Linked DNA regions of Mus musculus: all the other regions are linked to region 3. The links are chromatin loops, found by intact Hi-C in ENCODE. Cell type or tissue: left cerebral cortex. All regions are shown on one strand.

The links. A loop is a pair of places that touch in the nucleus more often than their neighbours do. Peaks named below come from ENCODE experiments on the same cell type or tissue, not always from the same donor. Only the 100,000 strongest peaks of a DNase experiment are listed, where the experiment ranks them.
Region 1: a loop joins it to region 3, with 2.7 times the contacts of the local background. A loop is called at or near these places in 5 of 42 quality-filtered maps.
Region 2: a loop joins it to region 3, with 3 times the contacts of the local background. A loop is called at or near these places in 3 of 42 quality-filtered maps.
Region 4: it touches region 3 in a loop (4-fold over the local background); 3 of 42 quality-filtered maps call a loop at or near these places.
Region 5: a loop joins it to region 3, with 5 times the contacts of the local background. A loop is called at or near these places in 5 of 42 quality-filtered maps.

The regions. Positions count from the first base shown.
Region 1 is chr7:78,594,219-78,599,218 of GRCm38, forward strand. E430016F16Rik (RIKEN cDNA E430016F16 gene) reads right to left here. Exons shown (of 11, transcript NR_015542.2): 9 at 181-368. Among named protein-coding and RNA genes, the nearest start is that of Ntrk3, 19 kb to the left of the region's middle. In left cerebral cortex, a CTCF peak has its summit at 1,890 (motif pointing left); DNase peaks (open chromatin) are centred at 1,882, 2,535, 2,749, 3,147 and 3 more places; H3K27ac peaks cover 2,543 bases.
Region 2 is chr7:78,764,149-78,769,148 of GRCm38, forward strand. No RefSeq gene overlaps it. Among named protein-coding and RNA genes, the nearest start is that of Mrpl46, 16 kb to the right of the region's middle. In left cerebral cortex, a CTCF peak has its summit at 2,349 (motif pointing left); a DNase peak (open chromatin) is centred at 2,347; H3K4me3 peaks cover 237 bases.
Region 3 is chr7:77,129,356-77,134,355 of GRCm38, forward strand. No RefSeq gene overlaps it. Among named protein-coding and RNA genes, the nearest start is that of Gm30774, 760 kb to the left of the region's middle. In left cerebral cortex, a CTCF peak has its summit at 2,664 (motif pointing right); DNase peaks (open chromatin) are centred at 2,795, 3,477 and 3,885; H3K4me3 peaks cover 860 bases; H3K27ac peaks cover 970 bases.
Region 4 is chr7:77,439,398-77,444,397 of GRCm38, forward strand. No RefSeq gene overlaps it. Among named protein-coding and RNA genes, the nearest start is that of Gm30774, 1.1 Mb to the left of the region's middle. In left cerebral cortex, a CTCF peak has its summit at 2,427 (motif pointing left); a DNase peak (open chromatin) is centred at 2,410.
Region 5 is chr7:78,577,976-78,582,975 of GRCm38, forward strand. It overlaps E430016F16Rik (RIKEN cDNA E430016F16 gene), which reads right to left. Exons shown (of 11, transcript NR_015542.2): 11 at 3,091-4,783. It also overlaps a transcript of Ntrk3 not described here. Among named protein-coding and RNA genes, the nearest start is that of Ntrk3, 2.6 kb to the left of the region's middle. In left cerebral cortex, CTCF peaks have their summits at 42 (motif pointing left) and 2,047; DNase peaks (open chromatin) are centred at 73, 284, 742, 1,353 and 5 more places; H3K4me3 peaks cover 2,057 bases; H3K27ac peaks cover 2,134 bases.

The DNA of each region.
Region 1 (5,000 bases), 1.5 Mb after region 3:
TAAGGCCAGTGACCTTTACAGCTGCTTGAATTTACAGCTAAGTGGTCCTGAGGAAGCTCCAGCATACAGAAGGATGGCACAACCCACTGGCTCTTGGTCTGTGAGACTTGAAGAGAGATGTGTAACTTCCAACCTGTCCTCTCTCTCCATTCTGGACTTGCTGGTCTCTGGGGAGCTCACCTTCTCCGACCACATGGTGTCTGCTCGGTGCTCATCCCAACATGGATGGAATCACTCCACTCCAGGTCTTGTTTTCTCCAGGGTGATGGGCTCGGTTTCTTCAATGGCTTCTCTAGTGAGCTGATTGTGAATCTCCCAGTCCTGCTTGGAGTTTGTTTCCAGCACATCGTGCCATTTAATAGATGGCTCTGGAGGTGGGAGATAGCAATAAAGACTGGAAGCAAGCAGACAGAGAAGGAGCAAGGCAAAGGCTTCAATACGAGCTGTTATTAAATAAATCCCGAAGGAGTTCCCTAGAACATCCTAAGAGTGGGTGACCAGAGCTGCCCAGAGCTCAGCTCTCACTCTGAGCTCTTCCTTCACTCATTTCTCTTTGTGGTGGTTAAAGCACAGGGGGTCCCCTGCATGGGCAGCTATGAAGCCTCCCCTGCCTCCTACAGTCAGTTTTCTGACAGGCCGTTGCTTTTACCCCCAGCTACCCCACGCCTCACTCATTCACTTTGACACTGGGTGTTTAAGGATCACACGAAGTATCTGCCCCTTTCCCATTTCCCTTAGCCACAGTTCTGAGTGACCTGCCTCCTTCAAGTCATCAGTAAAACCAAGCACTTGTCTTAGCCACAATTCTGACTGACCTGCCTCCATCAAGCCCTCAGTAAAACCAAGCACTTGGCCGAGTTTGAGTCTCAGCCCAGAAAAAAAAAAAAAAAAAACAACCAGCAAAGCCATTTCAATGCTTGCTCATGTGCCTACTTAGATAACGTTCCCTTCTGTCTACACTGGCTATGTGCACCGAGACCCAATACCCCAGGGCCTACCAGACAGACCCATCTTTCCGTTTTCTGACTGGCCAACTCCAAAAGTCCACCCTTTTTCCCCAAGCTCTGCATGCCTAGGGAGCTAAGCCAATATCCCCAATATCTGGTGTAAAGACACCAGACCTTTATTTATTTATTTATTTTGGTCTGATGGGGGCATATTTGTAGACAGGAGATTTTGGAGTTTAGAAAGATGTACCAAATACTTGCTGGACATTCAGTAGATGCTCACGCAGTGAAGAAAAAGAAATCTCCTCACCAGACAAATGTGAAGGTCACAGCTACAGCTACGTGGGCCTCCAAGGTCCACCCTTCCTATTAGGCCACTCCTGAAATCTCTCTGCAGAGGAACTGGCTGCATTCCTAAATATATCCAGAGGGTAAATCCAGGAGGAAAATCTGAACTCCTCCATCATTCGTTCATTTAGTGAAGCACACACTGTGCGCCAGACCTTCAGTAGGCACACACGGTTCAGAACCTGATAACAGAATAAGACCCCATTCACTCTGCTGCTGAGGGCAGCTCCAGAAACAGTTGTCTGTATGTCTATCCTCCCTAGCTGCCCCAAATGGGGTGAGGTCAAGTTTGTTCTGAGCTTGCAAGGGAAAGAATCTTTACTCCTCCTTGGAAGGTTACAGGCAAACGTCTGCTACCCAGTTGTTCTACTCTGCACCTGATTTCCAGTTCCTTAAGGGGGACCAGACTCTAAGAGCTGCAAAGCTTGGAGACAAGAAACAGCAGCATGCTCGTAGCACCTCCAGTGTCCTGAATCAGCTACGGAGTCCCTACTGTCAGAGCTTCTTCATGTCTGGCAGAGTCTTTCCTGTAAGACAGAACAGCAGTTAGCTCCTCCAAGGCCCCAGCTGGGCCTGGGCTAGCATCTAGCACCACCTACCGGCCACAAAAAGAAGAGCAGAGGCCAAGCTACCACCTTTCCCTAGGACTCCTTAGGGCCTTTTGTCAGGCCTGGCTGTTGCCTGCTCCTTAGCTCCGGGATCTTCCTTTTTCCACCTACAGACAGAAGGCAAACTCCAAAAGGGACAAGAAATCTCCCAGTAGGAATAAGAAATCACATAACTAACAACAACAGTGAGATCCAAGCCAGAACCTGTGTCTGAGAGAGCATAGGAGAGAGCAAGAAGATAGCCGAGGAGGGGGAGGGAGCAGACAGTAAGCAAGGACCAGCGGTTGATGGTCACAACCAGTTGCAGTGGAGAGATGAGGATGCTGGAGGCTTATGTAGAATCTTACTAAAGAAGTACTCAAGGTCCCAGGAAGCAGTCACATGTCGCCACTACAGGCCAACAACTGAGACCACCCTCGCCACCCTCATTCTAGACCAGCTCCCAGCCCTGTACCCAGGTGCTTCTGGGAAGTTGCCTGCATTCCTCTGGTCTCAGAGAGCCCGGCCTTTGCCCAGAGATCACAGCTGGCGTCAGGCAATGCCTTTCTTGGTGCTTCTCTTGGTTCTGTCTGCTCCTAGTTGAAGATGCCAATGAAAACAGATTGGAAAGAGACCAAGAGAGGAGGAACGAGGCGGGAGGGGGGTGAGGGTTTCAACATGAGGTGATATTAAATTAATCTCCTGCCAGTTCTCCATATGTCAGACTAAACTTTGATTAAGCATCCTTCGGTTTTGAGTCACTGGCTAAGGAATGTCTACTCAGTGACAGTTTCCTGGGCACTAGCAGAAGCTGACAATCCTGCTGGTCCATACTCCTTTTCTTCCTCCAAAGGCATTCCAAAAGGTACCCATCTGGCCTGCTAACCCAGAAGGAGAAGGCAGTGCTTTTGATAAAAGTTTGGACATTGAGATCAAAACAGATCAGCTGCTGGCTTGGAACAAGTCACTTAGCTTTTCTGAGCCTTGGGCTCAGAAACCAGGGCTGATTTCACCTCCTAGGACCAGTGGAGAATATACGCTTATGTGACTTAGCACAGTACCTGGAAGATGAGCTCAATAAACAGTGGCTAGAAAACAAGAGAAGAGAACCTTAGCTGTGGCTCCTTGCTTGGAATTCTAAGGCAGGGCTCTGCAGCCTCCCTACCCCACCCCCCTCCTGCCAGCTCTCAGCCTCCTGTGGGCAAAGGAAGAAAGGCGGGGGTGGGGGCCTGTTCTCACCCTGGGAAGATTGCTCTAGGGGTGGGTGATGACTGTGTGCCTCACCCACCCACTGGGGAAGGCGCTCCAGCTAGTGAATGGAAAAAGCCAGCACCCCTCTTGACTGCATTCATTATTCAAAACTTCTCACAGCCTGATGCCTGCCCTGGAGGGTGTTAAGGACCAGCTAAGCACCAAGCAGTTTCCTCTGCCTGAGATGCAGGTAGCAGAGCCAGGGAGGTTGGGCCATGAGGAGAGACTGGGGCTTTCCAGAGGCCTGGGCCTGGATCAGTGCATCTCTGAGCTTTCACTCTGCCTATCTGTAACTCCCACCCAGGGCTCGGCTCCTTCCGCAGACCTCGCCCCTCTAGCTTATTCCCTCCCAGGTGTCTCAGTGGCCGGCGCTGCTTTGAAGCTAAGTTTAAGTCTACCACGACTGGCTTCAACATAAATATAAATACAAGCACCAGAGTACAAGCCGGGTTTCAAGAACTCAGTAGGTGCAGTGGCTGACAACTACCATATTGGACTGAGCATATGGAAAGTCTTTTGTCAGCAACAGCGCTGCTGCCCTGGGCCCCGCTGCAGAGAACTGACCACATCAAGGAGAGAGACATGAGGCGCAGAGGGGAGGGAGGGGCATATAAAAGCCCAAGAAGGCTTCAAAATTTGTAAGAACTTGAAAATGAATAAGGAGAAAGTTTTCGGTGCCACCACGCCCCCCACCCCAGGTTCCAGAAGACCCAGGGTGTTCTGTGAGAGAGCAAGTGATTGTCGCAGGTCCTCACTGATGGGAGTGCACAGAAAGGACCATAGAGCTCTCAGAAGTGGGTATTTTTGAAAGCCAGTCTGGGGGAGGCGTTGGAGTTGAAGCATAAGCTGGACTCCACAGTGAGGATGAGCACCGAACCGAACCCCCAGTGTTTTTTTTTCAAGGACCATGATTGCTCGCCCACGGGCACCCCCCTCCCCCCGCGCGCACACAGTATCTGTGTCACTCAGGATGTGGGAAAGTGGTTTGGCTTCGGCTGTGTGGGGTAGGGGCAGCTGGGAGGAGAGCAGCGTCTGCACCAGGGAAGGAGCCTGAATAATTTGATGGCTCCTCCGAGGAGAAGCATACATCAGAGTAGTGAACAGATGGCCCAGCAAAAGGGGTTAAGTAAAGAGATCGCTGTGAGAAGTCTTGTCACTCTCATCAGAGCAGAGATCCATGAGAAGCAGACTTTCAGTAAGTCCGAAATAGCAAATGCCACGCAGGAACGAGAGCCACCTTCCCTTTTCCCCAGCCCCCCCCAACCCCCCAACTGATGCACAGGCTCCCAGTCTTCTCTGGGACTGACAGACTTTCTGCAGCCTCTTTCCAGGGGAGGTTTGTGACTCTGCCTGCTGGATCAGGGAAACAGCAGTAATCCTGAACACAGAGGGGATGTCTGATGGGGTGCACTTACAGTCTACCCATGGACTCATGTTTCTGAGACCCAGGGACCCTCATCCATGTGCTCCAGTAGGTCTTAAACTCATGACTTTGCTCTTATCCTGCACTTCCTCCCATGTCCTGTCTTTAAGGGGACCTAACAGGCACCATTCCCTATGCCAGCCAGGTTGGGGTATGCAGCTACTTGACTAGATATGTGCAGAAGGCTACAATAAAACAAATGAAGGTCTGGAAACTTTGGTGCCGGCAGGCACGCATTCTTCCTCCTTTCCTCCTGTCTGTCTACAGTGGCTCTCTCTTATCCACCTTTCCTCTGCTTCTCCTTTTACATCCTTTCCTAGACTTCTTTGTGTTTCTTCGCAGGTCCCAGGATCCTCAGGACAACCAAGTCCGTTCCTAAGCTGTAGGTCCAAACTGCACTTCACAAGGCTACCCATTACTCACCTCTTGCTTCTTGGCTTCCAG
Region 2 (5,000 bases), 1.6 Mb after region 3:
ACCAACTCTTTACAGCTACTAGCATGCCCCTCTTCTCAGCTCTGCAGTGAGTGGGACCTCAAAGCTAACCCTGACGGGAGTATTTACACCAAGGAAATCAGCATGAGGTACCATATCAAGGACACCTACCACCCATCCACCACCTCCAAATGCTTACCTACCAGCACGCCACGGGTGTGAGGGATCCACTACAACCTCACTCATAGACAGAATGAATGGGGCCCTGGCAACAGGTAGAAGATTCTTCTTTAAATGCAGACACTTAAGGGCTACAGGTGTGGCTCAGTGCTAAAGTGTTTGCATAGCATCGTGAGTCTATGAGTTCAACCCCCCAGCACTACAAAATGAATGAATGAATGAATGAATGAATGAATGAACGATTTTTTTAAAAAAGCACATCTGGGCCGGCAAGATGGCTGAGCAGGTAAAGGTGCTTGCTTCCAAGCTTGACAGCCTCTGTTCAGTCTCAGGAACCCACGTAGTCTAAGTTGCCCTCTTATTTCCACACACGCACTGCTGCATCTGTACGCGTAGATAAATAAACAATTTTTAATTTAAATAAACACACTCATTCCACGTAACAACCACAGAAGGTAAGGATGACTTGCTAAGGGTCATACGGTGACAGTGAATTCGTACTAGGTGGGCTAGAGCCAAAATCCATGTGCTTTGCCCCTGTACATCACCCTGTTCCGCTTCCTCCCCTTTAGACAGCTTCAGGAGATTGCACTCTGCCACAAGTGCATAATTCAAAGTCCTGGCTGCAGAGAACCTGCATCCCCTGGTTTGGAGGCAGAGAAGGGCTGGGATTCCATTGCTCGGGATTCTTTAGAAAGATGGAAGATGCAAGCATCTCATCTGGAGAAAAATTCCCCTCCCAGCACTCCAACCCTAGAAATGTGCCTAATGATGCTTTCTAAACTGCAAAGTCGGGTTTTCATTACAAACACAGGTTGACGGCCCATATGCAGCATTATTGGTAATGAATGGTTTTCCACATCTCTGCCCTGCTATAGCTGCCCTGCCCACCTCTCTGATACTGAAGGCACAAACTGTACTGGCCCTTCCAAGACCCTTGGAAAATGCTGCCCTGGCCTGAGGAATAAGGAACATGGCCATCCCTGTCCCCAGCCCTGTGTGGGGACCTGGGGGGAGGGGCGCTTCTGGGAGGTCCTGGCTAAGTGGCATCAAGGACCAGATGGCTGAGGAGATTACTACGATTTCGTTTCCATATAATCCATAAACTTGGATGAGTTAATGTTTCTTCAAATGCATTATCTTGTAATCCCAGGGAAAGCTGTGCAGAGCCAAGAGCCTGGTTCTCTGGCCTCTACATGCCTGGCATGCTGGGTAATCCCTGCTTTGCCCAACAGGTCTTAACAAAGGCCAAGGAGCTTGGCCAGCAGGGGAGGAGATGCTGGCGGCAGGGCAAGGCTGGCACCTAGGAGGCTGGCATTTGAGGGCAATTGGGCAGGCCCGTAGGCTCCCAAACAATGCTGGGAATCCCACACTACAACCAAGCAGAGCCCACAGGACATCTGAGCAAAAGCCCAGGTGGGGATGAAGATTTCCTACTCTCTTGCTTTTGGCTCCATCCTTGGCAAAATGACTAACTCTGGGCCTTATTGTCTCAAAATATAACAAGGGATAGAAGCAGGTGACTCAAAGAGTCCACTTCGATTCACTCTCTGCTACATGTGAAGCCAAGGTCAGCACTGTTTCCCTGTCATATGCCAGGAGCTGTGACGAATAGATTCCACCGAACCCACTCCATGCTCGGGTAAAAACTAGCTGCTTCCAGGATCCTGGGTGTGCTGCTTGAACCTGGCATCATGGCACATGAGGACTGGTCTTAAGATGGAGCTCTGCCACTGACTAGCTAGCAAGCCACCTCCCTCCAGCTCTTCCCTCATCTGTCAGCTAGAGTTGCTTCTTCAACTGGTATCTCACGAGTGTCAGAGAAACTCAGAACACAGGGTGAACCTACCAACCTGTGAATATGTAACATCGAGTCCAGTACGCGGCCGGCAACCTGCCTGCAAGCTGGTGTCCTTGCCCTTTCCCCCAGTTCTTTCTACCTCTCCTGAGCTGCCTCACCCTTTTAGTGATCTCAGCTTAATCCTGTCAGCTCCTTCTGATGCATTAAGCTAATGCATTAACGATTTGGTTGGTGACTTCTTCCTTGCAATACAGTTGCGTGTTTGCAGTGGCCATCGTGCCTTGACTCGTTGTTGTGGACAGATGGCCACCTGGCGGTAATAACACGCTAGAAAGCCTAAGAGCCAGTGGGGCTTTCTGACCCACAGCCCAGCTTTTGGCCAAGCGTACCTAGGAGGGATATACGTTTGTGTGTGGCGCCTCCCTGTGGATACGATGTGTACTGCACAGACTCACCCAATCCCTGACGCACATGAACCAGCAGCTGCCCCAACCAGGACGTGAATCCAACATTCTTACACTGCCAATGCAGAAAACGAGGCCCACATGCTGGCATAGAACTTGTTCAAGATTATACAGTTCCCTTGGCATTTTGAAAACAGTAATAAATGACTGGCAACAATCTCTCATAATTTTGAGAACAAGAAAGCCAGAATCAAAGTGTGGTTTGCCCAAGGGTGTGTCCATGAAATGTGAATTTAGTTTCGGTGGTCAGTTCTCACACCATAAATCTTTAGGGAGATAGAGATGGCTCCCATTCTTTCCTGAGGAGCCAGGTAGTGATGACCCACGTGGCTTCTGAAATCATATCTAGCTAAATGATGCAAAAATCTGGTCCTATAAAATGCCCCTTTAAGTTTCTGCAAGGACACTGTCCATCAAATGGACTCTATCCAAGAAGATGGAGTCTGTCGTGAGGCTGGGCACTGTTCTCTGTATCCACCTAGAGAAGGCAGAGATGCTTCCTGAAGCTTTAGCTCAGTAAAGCCCTGGAGAAGCAGAGGAGAAGGTGCCACTGAACTCAGCAAAATACTGAATGGTATGAACTAGGATTTAGTTCAACAGAGATTCAACCACACCTAGAGAGCTACGGGCAAGGGATGAGACTGCTCTCCTGTGAGTGTTGCTCCTGAGGATTATCTGAAAAGGAATCAAAACTGACACATGTCAGAGACTTCTGCGTGCTGGTGTTGATCACCAACGATTCACAAAAGCCAAAATGGTTCACCCACAGATGAACACAGAGAGTGTAGTATGTATACACAATGGAGTGCTACCTAGCCACAAAGAACAAACTCATGTCATTTATGGGAAAATGGACATTAAGTAAAATAAGCTGGATTCAAAAAATACTATCACAGGTGCTCTCTCATATGTATACTGTAGAGAAAAAAAATAATTGAAGATGCCCCCAAAATTGAAGAGATGACTATGGAAGAAGAAGATGAGGAGGTGGTTACTCCCAAATACATTACATGCGTGTTTAAGTGACACCGTGAAATCCATTATCGTCGTGGCGTTGGCTCAACATCAGTCAGGATGCAGTTAGGAAAATGTAGCCCACGCCATGTCGTTCAAAAGAGACTTTTCAACATGGAGAATGAGTTCCCATGGTGTTGAGAGAGCTGGAAACCAAACAGGGTATGGAGAGGCAATTTGGAGAGGAGCAAGAGTAAAGCCATCACCCTGAGGGCTGGGGACAGCAGAAGAAAACAATGCTACCAGGAGCAAGCCATGCTGCAGGAATGTGAATCAAAGAGGGCTGCCGGCTGTGGACCACAGAGATGCTGAGCAGGCGATGTATGCACGCAGTGGGAAGGAATATTTAGCCTTAGCTTCCCTTCCCTTTAACCTCCTGCCAGTACCTCTCCCTCACTGGCCAAATCCAGTTAGAATCCAGTCAGTAAGAAAGCATGAGATGTGTATTTAAAGGGGTTATCACACACATTCCCCCCAAACACACACACACACACACACACACACACACACACACACACACACAGAGGATCTGAGAGCAAGAGGCAAAGGACCTGAGATGATGCGTGAGGTGAATATTCATGAGTGTATGTGTGATGTGAATGTTCAAGAAGGTGCACGTGTATTATCAAATCAGTTTCAAGGTATGCAGGAATCGATGTATGCAGGCGAATGTGGTAGGTACAGTTGTATCAGAGGTACCGATGTATCGGATCGATCTCAGAGGTTTGTATCGTGTGTGGTAGGAGAAGCATCGTGGGTTTTGGGTGTGATGTGAACATTCAAGGGTATGTGGATGCGTGGCTAGAATATTGATAGCTTTTGATGTGCACGCTTGTGTGTGCTGTGAATGTCCAAGGAGCTGAATGTGATGTGAATGATCAAAGGCATATGACGTGATGTTCCAGAGAGAGAGAGAGAGAGAGAGAGAGAGAGAGAGAGAGAGAGAGAGAGAGAGAGCATTCACAAGAGAGATTTTAGAGAAGAGAGAGACAGGACAGCAGATGTGTACAGAAGTGTTCTCTGTGTAGCATGTGATAGGGAAATGCAGTCATGGGTCATCTTTGACAGACATGCATGCTAAGCTGGTTTTGCCCCCTTATGCACTCAAGATGTCTAAAGAGGATAGTGGCCTAAGCTTTTCATGGGCACTATGCCTCAAGATCCATATCAAAAGCTTGTGTCATCCCACGTCAAGATGCATATCAAAGCCTGTGCCTTCCGGTCTCAAGATCCGGATCACAGGCACGCCTTCCATTTCTGGATTGTCGATCATTTCAGATATAGCCAAGTTGACAACTGGGAATATCCATCACAGGCTCCATCAGATAAAGCATGATTAGTCCCGTCATCTGAGGACACACTGGCCAGGTTGGACTTAGGTGACACCTAAGATCCATCTCCACAGTTGACTTTGACAAGTTATGCATTGCCACTTAGATCCACTCAACATGGAAGATCCAGAAATGCCTGCCTTTGCCTCCAGATAACTGGCCTAAAACTGTTTGGGACAGTTAAGAACCAAAGACACAAAGATGGATTTCCCATCTGCTGCTCTTACACCCCACAGAACTCTGTCCCGGCCT
Region 3 (5,000 bases):
TAGAGTGATGGATTTGCTTTGCCCTGCTGATACCTCTCACCCAGAGCCCACCAAAGGCTCCAGCCTTGGAAAGACACACAGCCAGTAGCTGATACTCAGCATGAGAGCTTTTTGGGCAACAATAATTCACCAGGCCTGGAGCCTGCTGTTGTCTGCCTAACAGATGTCCCCTTTTGTTTGTGTTACAGTTGGGGTTTTTTGATGTCCAATGCATTCTTGATAGCAAAATGTTGTTCAGGAAAATTGTGCACTGTAAAGGGAAATTTTGTAAAGTGTATTTCAGTACCTAACTCTACCCTGCTTTATGGAACTGTTATATTTACTTGACACAATGAATATGGCATTAAATGTGAATTCCCTATATCACAGGGGAAAGAGCAAGGGGAGGGAGGGAGGAGAGAGGGAGGAAGACAGAGATAGATAGAGACAGGCAGATGCAAAGAAACAGAGATGGAGACAGAGAAGGGAGAGAGAAAGGAGGAAGGAGACAGACAGAAACAGATAGAGACAGAGGCAGAGAGAGACAGACAGAGAGAGACAGGCAGAGAAACAGAGAGGCAGACAGAGACAGAAAAACAGAGAAACAGACAGAGATGGAGAGAGGGAGAAAGGGAGAAAGGGAGAAAGAGAGGAAGAGAGGAAGAGGGAGAGAGGGAGAGGGAAAGGGGAGAGGGAAAGGTGATGATTTGGAGTAACACACAGATTTGGAGATAGACACTTGGATGAAAAACAAGCTTCCTTGATGATCAGTCCTTAATATAAGGCAATTTACAAATGTATGTATCTTTTGGGCCTCCTTGGTCACAGAGCAAAATGAATTCTGCTCTTGGAAGAGAGCACACACTGAATGTAGTGACCACACTCAAGTCTCAGGACCAATGACTGAGGGAAATCTACAATTCTAGATCATGAGAAACTTTTAATAATCCCTAGGGTTATTGATGGGTTAAAATGACTTTCATGGTGGCAGATAAGTATGAAGACTATCCCTGACCCGGTGATAAACTCAATGCTTCTTTGGAAGAATCTGGCTGAGGGATTGGTTGTGATCCTGGTCTCTTGGCGTAAGGTAAGACTCAGCAGTGAGTTCATTTCTGGGTCAGTATGGAATGCACAAGCAGAACCTATCAATCCTGTGTCTAACTTCCATGGCATGGAGGCTAAAGGCACACGCTTTCTGGGTTAGAGCACCAAGACCAACTCTGAACTCCAGATTTAGGAGACTGATATTACAGAATTTCAGCAGAGGAGGAACCTTCTCTTGGTCTCAGACCCTGCTCTTGGTCACTTCCAACTTGTGGGAATATAGGCAAAGGCAGCCTCTACTTTCAAACAAAAGTCTCTCCTTACAGGGGAAATTTTAGTAAAGGTGGGAGTTGGAGTTTGTCCAAGAGGAGTCAAGAGATTCCCACTTTGGGTCTTTCCACATCACCAGGAATGGTGGACACTGGTGGGAACACAACAATGATTGAATATGGCTGCTCCCTATCTACAGCCGACCTGGACCCTGGTGAGCATTACCATGTCTCATCCTAGCAGCCCTCTTTTGATGGTCAGGTGAGGATGTCAGGGCACAAAGCAGGTAAGGTCCTGTGTAATGTTATTCAGGGAGTGAAAAAATGGGTTTATACAGACATCCTGAGTCGTGCTTCTCCTCAAAGATCCTTAAAACCCACCAAAGCCTAAGAGCATCTCCTTGTTTTCAGGATGGTGTGTTCTACACAATGATTATTCAAGACCTGATCCAAATATGAACTACGGATTCCACGTATCTTTGTAAACCATCTCAAGTTCAAACTCACCAAGTTCAAAGTCTAGCTACTCATTATCTCTCCTCACTTAATTCTTTACGTCCATTTCTTAAACAATAATGATCCTACAAATGGGAACCTCTATCTTCCTGCCATGGCCCATATTCAGAGCAGATGCTTAAGAGATGGACCAGGATGTGTGGTCAAGGCTGTGCTCAGCTTTCCTGTGACTATGCCCACTATGTACTCTCCTTGTGACATCTATAACTATTTCCTCCCTTCCGTCATCTCCCTTGACTTAATTTCCTTCCTAGCTCGAGTATCTGCATAAGCAGGTGGTATTTAGAATGGGAAGTACCTTCTATTTCCATCAGTGGCCCCATTTTATCCTATGCAAGGGGAATCTAGCACTGGAACCCCTCCTGACCCAGTCAGTTTGCAAGTTTCTGGTTTTTCTCTCTGAGCAAAACCCCAAGCCCCATATGCTTCAATGTCCTTTCCTCCAGGAAGTCTCCTATAGTTTCTAAATTCCCATATTGTCCTGACGAAATCTGCATGGTGCTGCTGTGAGCTCTTACATCCTCCCATCAGACTGTAATTTCTGAAAAAAAAAATAGATTATTTGTTACCAGTGGTGAACATGTGTTGGGCTTACTTTAAATATGTATTGAATGATGGAGACCGTAATTTCCATTGCAAAAACCTCCTGAAAACTGACCTCTTCCTGGTTGCTGCAGTAACCTATTAAACACAGATAGACACGCTGTACAAAAGTAGGACACACATGTGTCTGGTACTTACAGCAGTAAAGAAGCATCCAGAAAAAAATAAAATAATAAAAAAAAAGCATCCTCTTTCCTAATCTCTAATTTCCAGAAGCAGCCTTGTTTCTTTTTCTCTCCATGGCCTGTAGAGGTCAGAAAAGGGCCTTGCTTTCCAATCACTGGCTGTCCTCTGTCCCCATTAGAATTCGCCTGGGTATGTATAATTAAGCCAGCTGAGGCTCAGCACATAGAAACGGAAACGCATTGACTTTAATAAAACAGAGTGTAAAACAAGTTGAGATTGACTCTAGCCTTGTTTACTCTCGCATACTTGTAATAGTGGTCGGTATATTCCCAGTCAAAGAGACCATCGTCCTGGGAACTGAAGCATGTCCTTTCATTGCGACTGCAGCCTGTCCTAACAGGCAAGACACACTAGCTCAGTGCTCCTGGCTCACTGGAAACAAAAATTAGAAAGAAAAAAAAAAGTAAGTTCTGTTTCTTAAGGGAAAAGAGGCAATGACAAAGAGAAAGTGGGCACCATGAAACGCAGTCCCACGGATGTTCTTACCATTTTGTTTGATTTATTTTTTTCATGGTCACAAGGAAATTGGGAATCCAGAAAAAACAATGATAGCCAGACTCAAAATGGGGCAGGCATTTCGGCGAAACTAAGTAAGTAGCGTTGTTCAACGGGGAGTTTTGAAAGCCAAGATGTCATGATATTGGCATGCTACTTCATGGATGGACTTTCGTTTCTCTAGGTCTCAGTTTCCCCATTGAAAACCGAGGACCTAGATCAGATGAAAGCAAACATCACTAACATTTCTACCATTCACAAGCATGGCATTGGATGCCCTGCAGAGACCGCTACTCAGAGACTGCAGACTGGCTGGGCCAGTGAAGAGGCAGCATGAGGCAACTCACACTGCTTCTCTGTCTGGAGAGGATGGAGTCCAGAGCTGGACAATGATCCTTTCAGAGCTGAGAGTGATGCCCTTGACACCTTGCCAATACCCAGCAGAATAAGAGCTTCCGAAATTGGGGCTAAAAATAAATAATGAAACCAAGTGACAACATAAACAGAAAGAAAGAACAGAGCGCGGACTTGAGTCAGCAAACTTGTGAACAGGATAGAGAAGAATCAAATTCATTTTCATCTCTGTTGATTGGCTGGTTAGGTGGCTGGACTCTTAGAATTCAAATCATAGTTAGTGATGTGTTTGATGCCACCCTGGGGGAAGGAGGAAGAGGGCTGAGCAGAGGCGTGGCCGCTCGCTCCCTCTCTCTCTGGTCCATTTCCTTTCTGTGGCATAGTTGGCCCCTTCCTTCTAGCTGTCTTTTTGTTGGTTGTTCAAAGAAAGAGCTCTTACACAGTCCTTCCCCTGTCTCTGGCCGCATCCTGGACCCAGGCCAGCTGCCCTCCTCGACCTCGTCTCTCAGCATTTGGGGCCCAGCTTCCTCTTTGCCTTTCTGAAGCACACACCGCATTTTAATCCAAAACGACTTTCAGATCTGACTGTTTGGGGCAGGACGTGTGCAAGAGGTTTCAGGAAAGGGAGCTCATAGCTGTTGGGTCTGTTTCATACTCAAACCAGTCTGCACTTTCATGTGGTATGCGAAGAAGCAGCAGACATTTAACAACCACAGGGGAAACTGGACCAATTCTCTCTATAAGCCCTATTAAGTTCATCCAGGTCTCAGTTTCCAAAGCTGTAGATTCAGACCTGGAGGAGACTCTCCTTCCCCATTCCATTGTATACATTTAGGTATATGCAAATGTGAGCATGACTAGGCCAAAGAAACCTTCTGTGAATCAGACAATAATGTACATTAAATATTTGGAGGTGTACACTAGCAGAAAGGAAAGGAAGAAAGTCTCCCAGTGTGGCTGGGGAATCAAGAGCCTCTGAAACATCCTATGTAACATGAAAATACAATGTCTAATATTTACTTCTAGATTGTGTCTTATTTGGGGTGGGTAATCTCACATCGTCTCATGTCTAGCCTTTGAACTCTCCAATTAGTTTCCTTGAGCTCCAAACAGCTAAGCTCTAAAGATATCTGAAGTAGATAAAATATGAGATTGTTTAATTTGGATGAAAACAGGTGAGACCTTCAAGGAATCCTAAGCAGGTAGAGGAAGTTTGAATACTTTGTTTCTAAAACATTAGAGATCAACTTTATAATACTTTAGAAATGATAAGACATTGGCAGAAATCCTTATCATCAATCCATTTGTGGGTTAGATCTTATCAACTCCCAGAGACTTTTGGGATCAAGTCACTCTGGTTATCCCATATTAAGATGATACACCAACAGTGGCACTACCCACCAATGCATGTTGAGTGGTTGCTAAAGAGACCAACTTAGTATCTATAGTATGTATACTTACTGTCTCCATTTCCCCCCAGAGACCAATAATATTGTAAAGAATGTTGTTTAGGGACAAAGATGCCTGTTTTCCCATGTTATTTCCCAACCC
Region 4 (5,000 bases), 310 kb after region 3:
GGTGGAAGAAATTTATGTCAGCATATAGAATGCCTATGGGGAATTAGGAAAGTCCAACAGAGTACCTTGTGGAGAAAGAGGTTGCCAGAAGCAAACTGACTTAGTCAGAATTCAATCATTAAAGTATTTATCTATTCAGGAAATATTACATTTTGACAAACATTAGGGATAGCAATAGGAATTGAATAATAAGAACCCAATCCAATTCCCACTGAGGCAACTCATTACAGTGAGGTTTTGCTTTGTAACAAAACTAAGTTCCGGGGAAGAAAAAACCCTCTATTTTCTGAGCAAATAAATACTAATATTTTATTGCTCAGCATTCACTTGAAATGATAAAAAGCAGATTTTTATTTAAAAGTTTTATTATTTTTATTTATTGTGTCTGTGTGGGTGTGTGTGGGTGGATGCATGTGCCATGTTTTTTTCTGGGATAAGGAGTGTCTGGGGACAATTTGTAGGAATGAGTTGTTCCCTTCAATAATCTAGCTTCAAATGATTGAACTCAGGCCAACAGGCTTGACAGAACACACTTTAAACATCAAATATCATCTTATTTTCCCATAGACCAACTTTTAAAAATGTATTTATTTGCTTTACATCCTGTTCACAGCTTCCCTCTGCCCTATACCCCCAGTCCCTCCCTGTCATCCCACCTCTGCCAACACCCTTTCTTCTCAGAGAAAGGGAGCCCTTCCATGGATATCAAGCTTCCATGGCATATCAAGTTGCTATAGGACTAGGGACACTTCTCCTATTGAGCTTAGACAAGGCAGCCTAGTTAGGGAAAAGGGGTCCAAAGGCATGCAATGGAGTCAGATACATCCTCTCCTGTTTGCTCAGTTGTTAAGGGTCCCACATGAAGACCAAGCTGCACATCTGTTACATACATGTAGGAAGCCTACTTCCATCATACGCACACTCTTGAGTTGTTGGATCAGTCTCTGTGAGCTTCTGTGGGCTCAGGTTCATTGTTTCTTGTAAGTTTTCTTATAGAGTTCTTTACTCCTCTGGGTCTGTCAATCCTCCCTTCCCGTCTTCCACAAGATTCTCCAATCTCAGTCTAATGTTTAGCTGTGGTGTCTCTGTATCTGTTTGCATCTGAAGTTATGTGAAGCCTCTCAGAGTACAGTTATGCTAGGTTCCTGTCTGCAAGTATAAGAGAATATCATTAATAGTGTCAGGCGTGGGCTCCATCTCAAGGCATGAGTCTCATTGTTCAGTCATTGCTTGGCAATTTGCTTAATTTCTGCTCCATCTTTTGCTATGCACATCTTGTATACAGAATAAATTTTTCATCAAAGATTTTGAAGTTGAGTTGGTATCTTCATTCCTTCATTGGAAGTCTTGCCTGGTTACAGGAGATGGCTATTTCACATTCCATATTCCCAGTTCTAGGAGCCTCAGGCCAATCTTATGAATAGACTTTATTATAAGAATGAAGAAAAAAAAATATATATATATATACTGTCTTGTTTTGTTTTGGCATTTTCCCTGGTGGTCTTGAGCCTTTGTAATATTATATGTTTACATGGTGGGTGAGAATATTGCTCTTGCTGTCCTGCAATGGTTATACTTCATGCATATCCTTAAAATCCCTAATACTCACATCTCCTAAACAAATGTATTTGGAGTGTACTATAGGAAATGCAGTGGGGGTAGAAAATAATCTAGAACTTTATTAGAAGTTTAATATTGAATAGTATATATATATATATATATATATATATATATATATATATATATATATATTTGAAATTTTTAATTCTTAGATAGTTGTGACTCTGTGAATCTAACTATACCAGTATCTCTTAGAGAATTGCACCATCTGACATAAGAAAAAAAATCAAATGTTCTAAGAAGCAGACATTTTGCAGAAACTCATAAAGGACAAGCCCTCTACTATATACCATATATATCCCCTTATTCAATCACAACTAATCTAATCTGCAGTTTATGTGCCTCATATTTGAAAATTAAGACAGATCAAGAAGTACTCAGTTACCCAGGAAACATCTCAATTGGTAAGTATGAACGCTGCCAGGATCCATGAGAATCCAAAAGAAATGTATGGAGATGCTTTATTATAATTCCAGCAATCTCTGTGATTGGCTAGCCAAACAGCATAGCCTACATGGCTAGCTAAAAGCAAAGAGAAACTCTGTCCCAAAGAGAAGTGTGGAGGCGGTGAGATTGCTCAGCAGGTAAAAATCACTTGACTTAAACCTTATAGTCTGAGATTGCTCCATGAGATCCACATAATGGAAGAAGCTGACTCATATACATACACATTGTCCTCTGACCACCACAAATGATCTTTTATAGTGCCTGCATGCGAGCACCAATGTGCACAGACAAATAAATATAATGAAACACTCAAAACCAAGACACATAACTCAAGAATCATACCCAAGGCTGACCTCTGGTGTCCACATGCATGTGTGCATAGATCTCTCTGTACATGCACCAACAGGAATATATACCCACACCACCCCCGCTGCAAATTCATAAAATTCTTTAAATTGCTGGTAGACAATTATAATTTGTAGTCAAATCTAGTTTTCTTAAGCATCTATAAACTTCAGCTTTCCATAAAGAGCTCTGAATGGCTGTCTATTTGGTGATACTTTGCAACAACAGGATGGGACTCTGTCCATCCAATACATACTTAAATACCACTTTGTCTTGATTCTCACTATCTGGAGAAAAGGGATCTTGCTAATTATTATTAGATGGCTCTTTTCTGAGCATTGAATCACACTAATGTCCTACCTTTGTGCTGTTCATTATTATAACCATGCTATTGTACAATTCTTTTATTTGTCTTAATACTTAAAAATCTAGCTACTAGCCCTCTATGAAGAGTGGAGGAAACCCTGAGTGAATGTTTATTGTTGATATGAGAACAGCCATGCCAGAAACTAAATGTCTCAGATCCAAGGAAATGGCAAAGCCTTCCCTGATGTGGCTCAAAAACAGGACAAAGCCTTCTTCTGCTCCAAGTACCAGGATTGCCCAGTGTATAGAGAAACTAGCCACTAGAGCTTCCTCCTCTCAGATCGCTGTAGCATGAAACTGGTCTTCTAGAGACCACATACAGAGATTAGCCAAATCTGCCTCCTTGTTCAGTCATATTTAATAAATAGCTCTCATTGTTCAGCCATGTCAAATGAATCCTCTCCTTCAATTCACAGATACAAAATAAATTTTCTGAGCTTCTGGTGTTGATGGTATGTCTCTACAGAGCACACTACCCACCCTATCCTAGCTTATCTGTATGTGTGTCTGTAGTTTCTTCATTTGTTGTCACCACAGTCCAGTCAGTGCTTAAGCCAAGAAGATCATGCCATACCAAGGCACAGACAGAATTACTACTAAGTGCCTATTCAAGGTTAAAATCTGGTGCCTACCAGTTTTTAGCCTTGTGATCTTGAGTAACTTTCCTTTTGTTTGTTTCATTTTATTCCTCTTAAAATGAACAATATTAGCACTCAGATAATAGGGTTGCCATGGAGATTATCTAAAACATGGTAAATAAACAGTGCCTTGAGTGAGATAAGCATTCAAGAACTGTTAGCTTCTACAATAGTACATCAGTGGAAAGCCAAATCTATCTTCTGCACACCGAAACATCTAAGTCAATAGTGTGAACATAAGCCATTATTGTTAAATTCTGTACAGATAGTACTGATCTTGAAGGCAACACACTCCTACATTACTTTTTCTGTTGTTAAAAGGAAATGTCAGTCAACTGCCAAGGTTATTAAAGACCCCATAAAACCAAGTCTTTCTCTTTGTTAAAATCATAAGGATTAAAGGTGACTAAAAGGAAAGCAATTTCTGTGTATGATTTGATGACATTTAATTTCTTAACTTAGGCACCAGCTAAAAGCTAAATACTTAAGGCTGCATGTGAACAACACATCCAGAAATTCACATCGTAGAGTGCCAGTGTCCACATGCAAGTAGGCTGTCTTAGCCCAGGCTGGTATAACAAAATTAACCTAAGTGCCAGTAACAAATACATATTCCTCATAGTTCTGAAGACTAAAAGTCTAGCATCATGGCACCAGCATGACTGGGTTCCAGTAAGTCTCCTTCTCCTTCTCATGCTACCTCTCTTTTATTTAGCCTTGATGTGCCTTCACATAGACTCAAGCAAGCCAGCTAGCTCTCTGATGTCTGCTTGTATAAGAGCACTAACCTCACTGATGATCCATCCACATCATTACCGCCCAATGGTCCACCTCTTAACATCATTGCATTTGTAGTTGGTATTTTAGCACATGGGTTTTGAAGTTCCATAGACTATAGTAGCTCCATGTCTACTTTATTCCAACTTCCATTCCTGAGATGATGCAGTCATTGTTACAGATCTATCCCAAGAGATCTGGGAAAGTTGCTGAATAAATATGTTACAGCATAAATTCTGCAAGGTAGTGATAAGGTTCTAGGCATGTATGTTATTCTATATTTGTCCTAATCTACATCTGAGGAGGCCCTTACTAAAGGTAGAAATAACACCGATATTGGGGAAGAGGAAATTCTGTATGACAGCAAATACCCTTCTGAAGGATCACAGTTGCAAGAAAATTACTCTGCTCTAGAGCAACTCATCTCACTGAAGTACACATGCAAGTGGAACCCACAAACTAATATAAGGTATAATTGACAGGAATGCAAACACTCCCTGTCAGCAAATGGCTCGTCTGAGAGAGATCGCTGGAGGAAGTCCTGGCTGGAGTTGGAAAGAAGGCAGGCTAAGACTGCCATCATATCTGGAATTATCAATAACTAGCATTCTTAGGAATCCAAGGAGGATTGCTGACAAGGATGTAAATAAATCTTAGTAACTGGCTATAGGGAAAGGGGTATTAGATCCCCTCTCTTTCCTTTTAATTCACTCATTAAACACACACACACATGCACGCGCACACGCGCACGCGCACACTCGAAAGAAATAAATAACAGAGACAGACAGAGACACAAAAAGAGAGGTA
Region 5 (5,000 bases), 1.4 Mb after region 3:
CGCCGCCACCGGGTGGGAGCCGCGGGGAGCGCCTAGTGGCGCGGTCTGCCGGGCATGGTGGCCGGCTCGGCGCTCGCCGGCTTGCGGGGTCCAGAAGCTCTGGAAACGAGGCGCGCTCTCCGACTCCGAGACTTTGCAGGGTTGTAACAACAGACGGTGGGAAGGCAAAAATAATAATAAAAAAAGAAAAAAAGATGGTGCTAAAGTCACCAAGTCCCACCTCCTAGGCAGAATTAAAACGGACACACCTGCAAAACACACTCGCACACACTCACATACACACGCGCGGAGCTGGAGGAAGGAGGAGAAGGAAGATGCAGTCAGAGCTGCAGCAGTCGCGGCGAATGGCTCGCTACGCGCCTGCAGAAATGTACAAGTGCTCCGAGCCTTACGAAACGCACGGGTTATCGGAGCGTCTTCCTCGGTTCCCTCCCTCCCTCCTCCCCTCCCTCCTCGCGGCCTCCTCCCCCCCCCCCGCCCCCCGCCCGGGCTGGGAGAGGCAGGAGAGCGGAATCTCCCCCTCCCTCCCCTCCCCACACCCCTCTCTCTCCCCGCCCGTCCTCTCCCTCCTGCTTCCCCACCCACCCACCCACTCGCCGGCTCTCGGCTCTCGCCGGTACCGCCACCCGCAGCCGCGCCGCTGCCCGCCCGCTCCACGCCCGCGCCCGCTCGCTGCAGCCGAGGGGAAAACGAGACGGAAAGGAAAAGTTGCAGTTGGGATTCCGAGGGTCGGCGTTGGGGAGGGAGAGTTGGCAAGCTGACTGAGCAACACGAAAGGCGTTCTCCCTTCCACTTTTTGGCCCTCGTGCTGCCCGGTTTTGCTGCAATCTCCTCCGCAGGAGGAAGCGAAATGAGCGTGGCCCAGGTGACCCGGGATGCTCCCCAGCCTGAGTGAGGGTCTCGGGCTCACGGACAGTGACGGGAATCAGGAGCGCACAGGAACCCGAGCGAGGCAGCCAGGGACGCCGGCCGCAGACGTGCAGACCTAGATCTGAATGACACTCATTTGGGTAATCAAGAGTCCCGGGAGCTGGGCTCAGCTTGGGAGGGGACTGCGTGGCATGGCACACTGAGTGCCCCTGAGCCTATTGCTCCTTCTTGGCGGTGCGTTATGGGTTCCGCCTTGGACAAACAGGGACCAGAGAAGGAGAGAAAGAGGGAAGGAGCGCCTGCAGGACTGCGCTGGAGAACCGAGGTGGCCCAGGGCGAGCGATTCATGCGAAAGAAGCGGCCAGGAAATTGAGATGCGAAGGGCATTTTTTGGCAAGCACCACGCCAGCACCGTCGGAGGCCAGCTTCTTGGGCTCAGCCCTCGGGTGCGCCGAGCTGGCAGCCTGGTGAGGGGGTGGGCGGACTGCTCTCTCCGGATGATTTGGGGGGCACAGAACCTCCTCTTTCCCTCCCCCACAAACACCCCTTCCTGGTAGGGGCTCAAAACAGGTGCAGCCTTCGAGGCAAGTTTAGACCTGATGGGGAGAGAAGTATAGCCCCCGCTTTTTGCCTTGATAGGATTGTTTTAAAAATAAAATGCAAATGTAAATATGCCAAATGCGAGCTATTTCCTGAGAAAGCCTGAGATTTTGCTGTGGGAAAGGAGAAGAAAGGGTTAGGGGAATCCGAGCAGGCAGACACACTACAGCATTCACACGCAGAAGAAAGCAGCGCTCTCCTCCCCGAGCTTGGGTGAGGGCAGGCAAGGAAGCAAAATACATTGAATTCAACAGCATCCAGGATCTGAAAGGATTCTCCCCCGCCCCCCTGTGGATTCCAATGCAGGTCATGCAACTTGCAGGCAAGATGGGGGGAAGGGGTATTGCGGTGCCACCAGCCTGCCCCTAGTGCCACCGACAGACAGACCCGATGGCTTGCAGTAACACTTTTTGCTGGGAGTAAACTTGGGTGAAAGGAGGAAAAGAAAAGAGCATGCCTATAAAAGGCATTTTCCCCGACTTCTCATTACACTCTGCCTTCCTTTTGCCCCAGTGAGACTTTTACACCCTGTCGCCATGATGGCCTTGTCCCCAGAATGGCATTTTGCCCTCCCGCCAGCAGGAGGGGACAGAGTGGAGACAGCCTTAGACTCTCAAACCAGAACCTACTGGCTTCAGGCCAGTCCCTGATGTCCTTGTCCATTGGGAATCTCCCTGACACTTCAAGTGCCATCCTGAGTGACTTTAGGGTTCTCTGAGAGGCAGGGAGAGTAAGGTGTAGCCAGGACACTGGAACTTGGCCTCTCTTGAGAGATAGCAGAGGAGAAATAGGAAGCATTTCCCAGACTACCCCAGGGAGACAGAATAGCTGACTGCCTGAGGGGATTTAGTAGAGCTCCAACAAGGAGAAAGCATAGTTGTGTCTTAAAGGGTGCCCCGCCCATTTTTAAGGACAAGGACGATTTTTATTACTGCCTGCAAAGAAAGGATGCTATCCATAAGTCGGGTTTCAAAGCAAAACTTTGGAAACCTCTTCAGAGAGTGAAAATTCAGGCTGTGAAGCAAGGGACTCTGATTGGACAAAAGGTCTTTCATTCTTGACCGTGGATAGGATGAAGGTAAGGTGCTAGGAGCTCTGAGCCCACTTAGAAAGTAAAGCTTAAAAATGAAGAAGGCTCTTTTTTTTTAATGCAAGTGGAAAGAGCAGAGTTCTACTTATGACCATGAACAAATAGACTTACACTCTGGGCCTCAGCTTTCAAATCCATGAAATGACCACATGGAACCAGGTCTTTGCTCTCCTTTAACTGATGACATCCACAGTCCCTGCCAGCTTGTAATAGATAATACAACTCCTTGGACCTCATCAGAGACTTCCCAAACCAAACATTTTAAGAAGTTCCCCTAGGTGATTGACAGGCATGGGGTGGGGGCAGCTTCAGAGCCCCTACAGCTCGAATCATCTCTGGTTCTCCACAAGCCTTGGATGAAGGGACTCATTAGAAAGGAACAGGGATTCCATGTAGGTTCCCAGAAGCATCCAGTTAGAATAAATGAGTGTCTTGGGTGCCTGCAAAAACAGAACTTTGGGGCTGGCAAGATGGCTGTCATCAATAAAGTATTGATCACACAAGCATGAAGACTCGGCACCCATGTTTTTAAAAAATGGATTTATTTAGCAGTGTGCACTGCTGGGGGTAGAGACAAGAAGATCTCTGGTGTTAGGTATTAGCTGGCCAGCAAGATTCGGTGAGAGACCCTGTCTCAAAAAATAGGGCAAGGAAAACACCAGACATCAACTTCTGGACTCCACATACACCCACATACATGTGCATAAACATGAACACACACACAGAAAGAGAGAGAGAGAGGAGATCTTTAAACTTCCACTATCAGTGAAACGCCTACAGGCCACAGAAAAGCAGTCAAAGTAAGCCAGAAATGGGTAAGGGGCTAGGACAGAGTCCCTGGGACAGACACTCTCCTCTCAGTCAACAGGTACCCAGGGCATTCAAACCATGCTGTCATCTTGCTGAGAATGTCCTGGTTGACAGGGAAGAAGGACTTGTCATATCATCCTGAATTCCCAGTATGTGGCCTCTGTGTCCTGGACATATGACTCATCTCAGCATCCAGACAATCAGGATAATCTGTCCCCATCTTCTCAGCTGCCAGATGGAGTTTCCTAAATGAGGAAGCTGGAGAGTGCACACCAACCCTCCAACCCCCTGCTGACCAAGAAGGGACAAGAAGGAACAACGTTTGTTTGTTTGTTTCCCTGTACAAAATGTAAAACTTAGAAAGCTTTCCCAGCAAGGCAGATGCAAGGGCTTAAAGAAGATGCCAAGGGCTTCCAAAGGTTCCAAGGAAATCTCCAACCGTATAGGTCAGACAGGGCTGCCTAACAGGGCACGGAGCTCCTTCTGCTCCCCATTTATCTACAGAAATCAAGCACATGTCTCTTTCTTAAAGAAATCCGCTCCAGACTATGAATGCCCATAACTTCTGAGGAAGGATTCAAAGCAGCTCAAAGTCCCTGTACCTAGGAAGGGAGTAGAAATTCAGGAAGCAAAAAAAACATAGTGTGCTGACCCCACAACCAGTGCTTTCTAAGACTCCCCCGTTATCCCACACACACACAATGATCACCCTTTTCACCTTGCCACATCCCCATTTCCAATGGCTCCACACTTCTGAGCCAGTGGCCATATTTCTGGGATGGAGGCCAGACCCTAAATATTGCCTTACTCCTACACCTTACTCCACCCACTATGCCTTACTCCTACAATATCAGTCTGAACCGAGAAGCTATGCTGCACAGCTTTCTAGCCTGAGCCGATTTAGGACCCAGTTTCTCAGTGGGAGCTGAGAAAGGAGCAATGGTCCCGAATGGCAGTTCTGAGGAACACCTGAGGGGACGGTGGGAGGCCTGGGCTCCCAAGAACTTGTTGTTCCGAAGAGCTGTGCTGGAAGAGACAGACCTCGTCATGTGCTAGAAGAAGAGGTGCCCATGCAAGAGACTGAGAACATGCAATGCTATTCATAAAGTCGGAGGCCAAGGAGAGAACTTCAGCCAAATCTGGATGCCGAAAATGAATCTGTGAAGGTGGACAAGTTGAGCATCAAAGTAAGCCCCACAAAGCAGGAAAATTTAAGCACAGGACACCCCAGTTCAGGACCCCAACTCAAGTTCTAAGATGTTAGACAAACACCTACTGGGGGGTTGAAGCTACCTGTTGATGGGGAGGGGGGTGTCCTTATCTCTTACTCCTGTCAGTTGAAGAAGATTCCTTGATGGTTTTCTTGGTCCTTCCACTGACATCTGGGTGAGGCTGCACCCTGTTTTAGCTACCCTGAAAGCCAGACCCACAGCCCGTGTTGGGTGAAACAGACCACCTCCCTCACCCAGAGCCACCCCACTTGGTAACAGGAATTTTCTCAGCAGAATACTCCTGTTCCCAGACCTCCCCTGCTTGAACATCCTCAGGGACAGGAAATTCAGTGTTACCCAAAGCCTCCCACCTTGTTCCAAGCCACCATGCTCCTCCAATAGTCTTCAATCTGAAATGA